Regions from separate parts of the Homo sapiens genome. Here region 1 is linked to region 2. Evidence: read pairs that join two places in POLR2A ChIA-PET (ENCODE). Cell type or tissue: Panc1. All regions are shown on one strand. Each heading gives the region's core, and the rest is flanking DNA. Links, peaks and the distances in the headings are about the cores only. Region 1 overlaps LPIN2 (lipin 2). Region 2 overlaps LPIN2 (lipin 2).

Evidence for each region. ChIA-PET counts read pairs that join two places held together with the same protein. Peaks named below come from ENCODE experiments on the same cell type or tissue, not always from the same donor. Only the 100,000 strongest peaks of a DNase experiment are listed, where the experiment ranks them.
Region 1: POLR2A ChIA-PET joins it to region 2 with 10 read pairs; 9 of 35 experiments call an interaction of 5 or more read pairs at or near these places.

The regions. Positions count from the first base shown.
Region 1 is chr18:3,001,010-3,005,401 of GRCh38, reverse strand. All of the region lies in intron 1 of LPIN2 (lipin 2), which reads left to right. Among named protein-coding and RNA genes, the nearest start is that of LPIN2, 9.9 kb to the left of the region's middle. RefSeq lists an enhancer at 1,005-1,522. In Panc1, for the core only: no CTCF peak of the experiment used is centred there; no DNase peak of the experiment used is centred there; H3K27ac peaks cover 315 bases.
Region 2 is chr18:2,923,210-2,927,601 of GRCh38, reverse strand. LPIN2 (lipin 2) reads left to right here. Exons shown (of 20, transcript NM_001375808.2): 13 at 797-879; 14 at 2,234-2,378; 15 at 3,056-3,204; 16 at 3,741-3,827. Among named protein-coding and RNA genes, the nearest start is that of LPIN2-AS2, 42 kb to the left of the region's middle. In Panc1, for the core only: no CTCF peak of the experiment used is centred there; no DNase peak of the experiment used is centred there.

The DNA of each region.
Region 1 (4,392 bases), core at 183-4,182, 78 kb before region 2:
TGCCCTGCCGAGACACTTTTCTTTTCTTTTTCTTTTTCTTTTTTTTTTTTGAGACGGAGTCTTGCTCTGTCACCCAGGCAGGAGTGCAGTGATGCACGATCTTGGCTCGCTGCAGCCTCTACCTCCTGGGTTTAAACGATTCTCCTGCCTTGGCTTCCCTAGTAGCTGGGATTACAGGCACCTGCCACCAAACGCTGCTAATTTTTGTATTTTTAGTAGAGACAGGGTTTCACCATGTTGGCCAGGCTGGTCTCAAACTCCTGACCTCAAGTGATCCACCGACCTTGGCCTCCCAAAGTGCTGGGATTACAAGTATGAGCCACCGCACCTGGCTGAAGCTTTTCTTTATAGATGTCAGCATCTATAAATTGGTAACAGAGAGATAGCACCTACTTTATAGGAGTGTGGGTTTCTCTGGGTTATTTATGTTTTCAAAGGCAATTGTGTCAAGGAGAGAAATACCAGCCGGGAAGATGGGGAGGTGATGTGGCCCTACCATGCCTACTTGGTGCACTTTGGAATGAGTTGGACAAGGTAAACCTGATGTTCTTTGGCCTGTGTTTCACAGCATGAGCATATCGCTGGGCTGAGACTGGATGGAATGTCTAAGCTGTATTTCTCATACAACATGATCCCTAAAACAACCTAAATATTGCTCTCGGGCTCATCCTGATAGGAAGGTGACTAAAGGTGTTGGGGAGGAGGAAATGGGCTCAGTGGGACTATGTGAGACGTGGTATGTCAGTATCCAACATGGTGCCTTCTTCAAGGATTTTCCCTCGTAATTTTGACGGTTCCTGATTTGAGTAAGTGTACACTGTGACTCCTGGGTTACATGGCACTGGACTGTGAGTAGAAGGATCCTTAAGTTAAACAGTTTCAGAGCTGAATAGAGCTTCCAGTCTTTTATTCTGTTCAGTATCGGGGGAACCAGCCCCCAATATTTTAATATAGGTTCTTTCTGTTTTCCCTAAGTGTTGGCCGGTCTGAGAAATAGACAGAGTACAAAGAGAGGAATTTCACAGCTGGGCCTCTGGGGGTGACATCACATATTGGTAGGACCGTAATGATGACCCCGAGCCCCAAACCAGCAAGTTTTTATTAGGGATTTTAAAAGGGGAGGGGGTGTATGAACAGGGAGTAGGTCACAAGGATCCCATGCTTCAAAGGGCAATAAGATCACAAGGCAAAGGCAAAATTAGAATTACTGATGAGGGTCTATGTCCTGCTGTGCACATATTGTCTTGATAAACATCTTAACAGGAAACAGGGTTCAAGAGCAGAGAACCAGTCTGACTAGAATTTACCAGGCTGGAATTTCCCAATCCTAGTAAGCCTGAGGGTACTGTAGGAGACCAGGGCGTATTTCAGTCCTTATCTCAACTGCATAAGACAATCCCAGAGCGGCCGTTAATAGACCTCCCCCCAGGAATGCATTCCTTCCACACGGTATCAATTATTAATATTCCTTGCTGGGAAAAGAATTCAGCGATATCTCTCCTACTTACACGTTCATTTATAGGCTCTCTGCAAGAAGAAAAATATGGCTGTATTCTGCCCGACCCCGCAGGCAGTCAGACCTTATGGTTATCTTCCATTGTTCCCTGAAAATTGCTGTTATTCTGTTCTTTTCAGGGTACAGTGATTTCATATTGTTCAAACACACGTTTTACAATCAGTTTGTACAGTAGTGGTCCTGAGGTGACGTACATTCTCAGCTTATGAAGATAACGTGATTAAGAGATTAAAGTAAAAACAGACATAAGAAATTATAAGATGATTATTAGGGAAGTGACAAAAGTCCATGAAATCTTCACAATTTATGTTCAGAGACTGCAGTAAAGACAGGCTTAAGAAGTTATAAAGGTATTAATTTTGGGAACTGATAAATGTCCATGAAATCTTCACAATTTATGTTCTTCTGCCTCGGCTCCTGCTGGTCCCTCTGTTTAGGGTCCCTGACTTCCTGCAACAGTTCAGAAATCCAGGTCCCATCACATTGTTGGTAGCCAGTGGAAACCCCTAATACAAGTGAGTATCTGAATTCTTTTTGAGCAGATCTGTCTTTTGAACTAGTGCTTTCTTCACTGTATCATTTGACTCACTTGGTAACTACATCTGCAGATGAGCTCCCCGCTAATGGAGTTTTAGTGGTGCTTTACTTAGTGTAATTGAATAAATGAATGATACATCAGCTCTGATGAAGAACCTTTCATTAAATAGAAATATACTCATAGACCTTTGGGAATTCCCAAATTCATGAATATACTTTTGATGTATCATTTACTCAGTTGTCTCTTTTGTAATAGGGAGATAACAATACCTACTTGACAGGCTGGTTCTGAGGATTAAATGAGGTCATATGTTAAACTGGAGCCCGCATCCACCTCTAGGTCTTACTAGGCCAGAGAAGCCAGTGTTGAGAGAGTCATAGGACAAAGGGCGAAAGGTGAATGAATGAACATTCCTCTTGTCCCGAAGTAGCTGATAGTGTCATAGAGGAATCAAGTAGGTCTGCTTCTGCGTAAAGCAGGGTTTTATGAATCAGGGACAGGGAGGGACTTAGAAGGGAGTACTGCTTGAGCGATTGTGGGAAAGTCTGAGGAACTGTCTTGGAGTTAGCTCTGGGCTTATATTTTTAATGTGAGAATTTACTGTTTAGTTAAAAGCTTGTTTTTATCTCAAAGAAAAACATTGTTTAATGTGTTTGCTTAGAATTTCTTTCTTGACCCAGAAAGAAATTTCTTTATTCTCATAGTGCCAAAGTTAGAAATCTTGTATACAAATGTTATGCACAACATGTGTTTATAAATGTAATCCTTAAGATTTTTCCATCATTTCATCTATGGCTGCATGAATTTTGTTAATGTGTGGGCCTGTAGGAGGGACCTTATCTTTGTGTTTAGAATGGGACGTCTAGAAAGCACAGTTGTCTATACCTAGTGTATTGCAGGTGAGCGTTTGACTAAAATTTAAAAATCTGCTGATTAGTTCATAAGGCCTCTAATGTTTTTCTATAAGCTTGAATAATTGATTTTCATTAGAATGGACACTAATTTTCTTAGCTTATAAAACTACATGAAATGTTATTCTCTGCCAGTTGAAAAACGTAGGTACTGGTATACCTATGTTGTTATGGTGGGTTTTTTTTTTTTTTTTTTTTTTGGTCTTTTGAAGGTCATCCTTTTAAATGCTGGCTGAATCTTTCAGTGCTATCCTTGTCATCAAATGGAAATGGACCTTCCCCCTGTAAGTGTGGTATCTTCATGACAGTCAAGAAATAGGACTTTTGTTTTAGGACATCTCCCTGTCCCAAGTGAATTAACTAGATAACTTTGTTGTATTTAAATTTCCTGGTTTGTTTGTTTTGTCTTACTAATGAGACATACCTACAGGTCAGATGGACCATAGGTGCTGATCCTGAGAGTTGGAAAGGAACTTTTCCTAATTAAAAGCAAAACAAAAAAAGCCTTACAATGCTTATATTTGCTTGGTGTTCCTATTTTCCTTCCCTTAAGTAGTTTTCATTTCTGTAAATGTGATTCTTATTCATTAGGCTATATCACATAATAGTTCTATTTATCTTTTAAAATCTTAAGTATTTATTTTTATATGTAATTTAAACATTTAAGTACATAGTACTGTGAGGTTTATTATGAAAAACCCCAGTTCTCTTTCTCACAGCTGATTACTGCTCCCTAGCAAAAGCCCCTTTCATTTCTTTTCTGTGCTTGTGGGATTTGATTCCATGCTTGTATGCATACACTACTGTAGCTTGTTTTTTTCATTTTAGACCTTCTCTATTGATTTCCTACGCTGCAAGATGAAGGTTCATCTCTTATATAACCCTCCTCTCACACGCACAATTCTTTATACTAAGCTCTCAATACCATTTTCTAATTTTCTTAATATTCATTGTTTATATTTTCATGGCTAAATATTGCTTACAGCTGAGCATATGCAGTGATTTTTATTTCTTTGCCAGTTCAAATTTTTCTTTTCTCTGGAGTCAACAATTATTTTATTGGTTTACATTTCTTAGTACCAGTCACAAATTCAGGCCCCCAGTTTCTGATAGGACTACAGAACTCTGCAGTCAACACCTCACTCATCCTGAATCCCAGTAATTTTCTGTGTTGGATTCTGAGTCCTGGATTACACATTGTCTTCTCTCTTGGCATGCCTCCTCATTTTGATGGAGCACATCCTCTAGCAGCTTTTTGAGAAAGGGTTTACAGGGAGGAAATTCTTTGAGAGCTTACGTGTCTGAAAATGTCTTTATTTGAGCCTCCTACCCAACTGATAGGCTAGCTATAGAATGCTAGAATGGAAATAGTTTTCCTTTAGAATTGTTACTTTTGAGAAGTTACCTTTTTTTGAGAAGTCTCAAGT
Region 2 (4,392 bases), core at 106-4,105:
AGTTTCCATTTTTGAGCACTTAGGACGTGCAGGTGTTGTCCCAAGTGGTCCTTTACTGTAGCTCAGCACTAGAGATGTTCGAGTTGCCATTTCACAGGTAAGGAAACTTGGGTGCTTCACGAAGTCACATAACTGGTGAGAGACGGAGCTGGGGCAAGACCTTGAGTCTGACTCCAGAGCCTGTGCTCTTTCTGCTTCACTGTATTACCTATCAGATAGGAGCAGAAGGTTATCGTCTGCCTGCATAGTTCCAGATGCAAATAACCAGAATCTGTTCCACCAGGTCTCCATAGAAATTCATCCAGAGAACCATACTAAACAAGCAGCAGAGCAAGTCTTTTTTTCCCCAACACCTTCTGAAAAAGAGGGTTCAGGGAGTTCTCACCTGTTTTTCAAATGTCAGAAGGGAAGTCTTGCCTGAACCAAGTTCATGTCCACGTCAGCAAGGGGGCTGCCTTTCAGTCCCTTCTGCACGTGGTGAGTTACTCCCAGGAGGAGAAGGAAGCTGGGGACCTAACAAGTTTGGGTCGCTTGTATTATGTTTTGTGACTTGAAATGGTGCTCTTAAAATGTTTTCCTTCTGGGTCTGTAGGGACAGTGATTTGCATAGAAGCACATGACTTCTGTCTTAGGTTTCTAATTCTTTGGCTCAGAATAGAGAAAGTCTGGTTTTTGAGCATTTTTAAGTTGTGGGTTCAGAAGGCAGTTGTGTTCTTTCCTAGAGAGGGCTGCTGATGAACTTGGCTTATCTGTAGGGAAAAAATTGCATGTTGCCATTATCATCTTGCTGTTACAGCTGCCAGAATCCAAGGAGGGAAAATCTGAGGCACCGCCAGCCAGTGACCTGCCATCCAGCTCCAAGGAGCCGGCCGGTGCCAGGTGGGTGCCCTGTCCTCTGCCCGGCTCATAGCACTCAGGCCCTCTAGCAGGGCCATTACTTCTAAGTTGATTTTGGCAGCTTGTTTAGTTCTTGGGAGTATCTTCTGCAGATACTACATGCTGTGATATATTTGTGCCACTCAGCAGATGACAACTGCTTTTCTAAAAAACATCACCAGCTTAGAAAAATAAATACCCTGCCTCCTTGTGGAGCCGTGGCGCCAGCGTATGGGAAGGGGCCGTGAGGAACGCTTCAGCCATGTTGGCCCAGGTGCCTCTGCTCCCCCTGCATCCCATCCGGAGCCAAAGGGAGACATACAAAATAATCTCCAGGTTGGCTTGGGTGGGTTTCCTTTCCTGGAAGAAACAGCATTCTTTGGACAGTTAGGGTGAGCAGCCCTGAGAGGAGTTGCTCGCGATACGCCGTGTTCCTGCTTCTGCCTGTCCACCTCCCCCGGCCAGTGCATGCTTGCTTCTCCCAGCCCTTGGCTGTCTCATTTAGTGTCTAAGGCTGAGGGTTTATTTTCTTGCCCCTTACCGCCCCCCATCCTATATCTTTTAAGGGGTGTCTAAAATTTTTCTTACTAGTTTTTGTTTTTTTCTAGAGTCTCACTGTGTCACTCAGGCTGGGGTGCAATGGCATAATCATAGCTCCTCGGCTCATACAATCCTGCCTCGGCCTCCTAAGTAGCTGGGACTACAGGTGTGGGACACCATGCCTGGCTAATTTTTAAATTTGTATTTTGTAGAGACAGGGTCTTGCTGTGTTGCCCAGGCTGGTCTCAAACTCCTGGGCTCAAGCAGTCCTCCTGCCTCAGCCTCCCAAGTAGTTAGGACCACAGACAAGTGTCACTACCCCTGGCTAATTTTTAAATGTTCCGTAGAAACTGGGTCTCCCTATGTTGCCCAGGCTGGTCTCAAACTCCTGGGCTCAAGGTGTCCTCCTAACTCGGCCTCCCAAAGTGTTGGGATTACAGGTGTGAGGCACCGCACCCAGCCGGAGTTTGTTAAATCATTGTAAGCGATTATGTTTTCTTTGATTTGTGCCTTGTGAAACATACATACCCTCTTCAACAAGAGTCAGTAGACCTTCTAGCATTCACTGGGCATAGCAGAAAATAGCAGGTCATAGTCAGAAAGTAAGTGCTTGCCAGTTATGAAAGTGGCCTTATCAGTTAACAATATGAATATTTCAGGCGTACAGAGCTGTGGATATGGGAGAATGGCAGAAGGGATAACTCTACCCATTCCTAGAAAAGATTTAGGATATCTTTATTTTCTTGATCCTAAATGAAAAGCTCTCATCAATAAAATGCCCTGCTGCCTCTTCCGTAACTGGGCTAATGTTGAACAGGCCGGCCGAGAATGACTCCTCGAGTGACGAGGGATCACAGGAGCTCGAAGAATCCATCACAGTGGACCCCATCCCCACAGAGCCCCTGAGCCACGGCAGCACAACTTCATATAAGAAGTCTCTCCGCCTCTCCTCAGACCAGATCGTGAGTCTTGCATGATCTGTGTTGTCCAGTAGGACTTATTTTAGTAATGGTTTAATTTGATGCACATCCTCTTCTGTCCACACGTCCCCAGCTGCATACACGCCACACGGCATGGTCGTGTCAATGCCTATCCACAGTGGAACCACGACCGCCGCCCCCAAGAGCTATCAGGCCCACCTGGGGAACCTGTGGCTTGGGTCCTGCCACCCACCCCAGACCTCCTTCCTCCATCTCTTGAGAGTCAGTCGTACACAGCTAACCCAGCGCTGAGCCAGGTACTGTCTCTTAGGAGCCACAGCAATAGAGAAATGACATTTTAGACACAATTTCTCCTCTTATTTTACACCCTGCCTTTGACCCATTTTCGGTATGAAAAGGTCTTGCTGGGACCAGAGCAGGCTGTGGCTAAAGCAGTAATTCTCAGGTGTGGAGTAAGAGTAGTAGACCTTTTGCTTTGTGGGTGTTCAGAGAAGTCCCTGGAACCCCAAAATACTGTTCAGGCAGTGGCTCCCTCAGCATTGTCAGCTGCGCTGGGCACAGGGTGGGCTGTGTCTAAGACCCCGGAAACCATCCTGCCTCTTGTTGGGATTCCGAGACACCAGTTGTTCTGTAAATTTTTAAATCGTTTCAAACTATGTTTTCAGCTGATTTTCTTTATTCTTATGCTTTTTTAAAAGGCAAAACTGAAGCTCCACGATGGCCCAAATGATGTTGTGTTTAGTATTACAACCCAGTATCAAGGCACCTGTCGCTGTGCAGGGACCATTTACCTGTGGAACTGGAATGACAAGATCATCATTTCTGATATTGATGGGACAATAACCAAGTAAGCTCAATCCTTCAGGTGGGTGGCAAGGAACAGCCCCGTGCTCAGGGAGGGGCAGGCAGTGTGTGGTGGGGAGTTCCTCACCTGGGGCTCGAAGCCCTCAGCCAAGGCATTTTATAAGCCATATGCTCTGAGGCGTCCCCAGTACAGTCCACATGGGGTCATTTTTTTGCATGGAGGAGATGGTGAGGGTGCATAACAAATGTCAAAAATCACTTTTGGAAAGATTAGTTATTTGGTTTCAATTCTGATATGAAAACAAGCCCCTTGACATTGGGGCGGAGGAAAAGAGAAAGTGTGGCAGTCAGTTACCTCCGAACACACACATCTGGCGCTCGTGAGACTCCGCTTTCAGAAGCACCTCAGTGGGTGCGTTTGCATGGGATGGCCTTGCAGTTGCTTGAAGCTGTGATTAAATCCCCTTTCAAGAGTGTCCCGCCACCAATTAGTTATTGGCAGCTGATAGTCAACCAAATAGGAAAACGCTGTATGTGTTTGATTCCTGATAGCTTTTCCTGTTTCTACCGTCTTCTTAGGTCGGATGCTTTGGGACAGATTCTCCCACAGCTGGGCAAAGACTGGACCCACCAGGGTATAGCAAAGCTCTACCATTCCATCAATGAGTAGGTACCCTCCCCACGTTAACTCGCTCTGGTGAGCTGGAAGCTTGCTTTAAGAACTATAGAACAATGGTGTAAGTCTTCAGTCCACATGAGTCATGTGTTTATGCTGAAGCATTCCCGCTCTTCCTCACTCCTTTCCTGTTGATGGTGTGGGAGCCGTGTGCACCTGGCATTGGCATCGAACCTGTGTCATCTCAGTTAATCCTCACAGTGCTGTGTTTCAGGCACTACCTACATCTATAACTAGAATGACAGTTATTTTTTTAGCTAGAATTTAATAAGATAGCTGATTTTCATTTTTGGTTTATTTTCTGGGTATTTTAAATTTTTTTTTTTTTTTTTTTTTTTTTTTTTGAGATGGAGTTTTGCTCTTGTCGCCCAGGCTGAAGTGCAATGGCGCGACCTTGGCTCACTGCAGTCTCCGCCTCCCGGGTTCAAGTGATTCTTCTGCCTCAGTCTCCCGAGTAGCTGGGATTACCGGCACATGCCACCATGCCCAGCTAATTTTGTATTTTTAGTACAGATGGGGTTTCATCATGTTGGTCAGGCTGGTCTTGAACTCCGA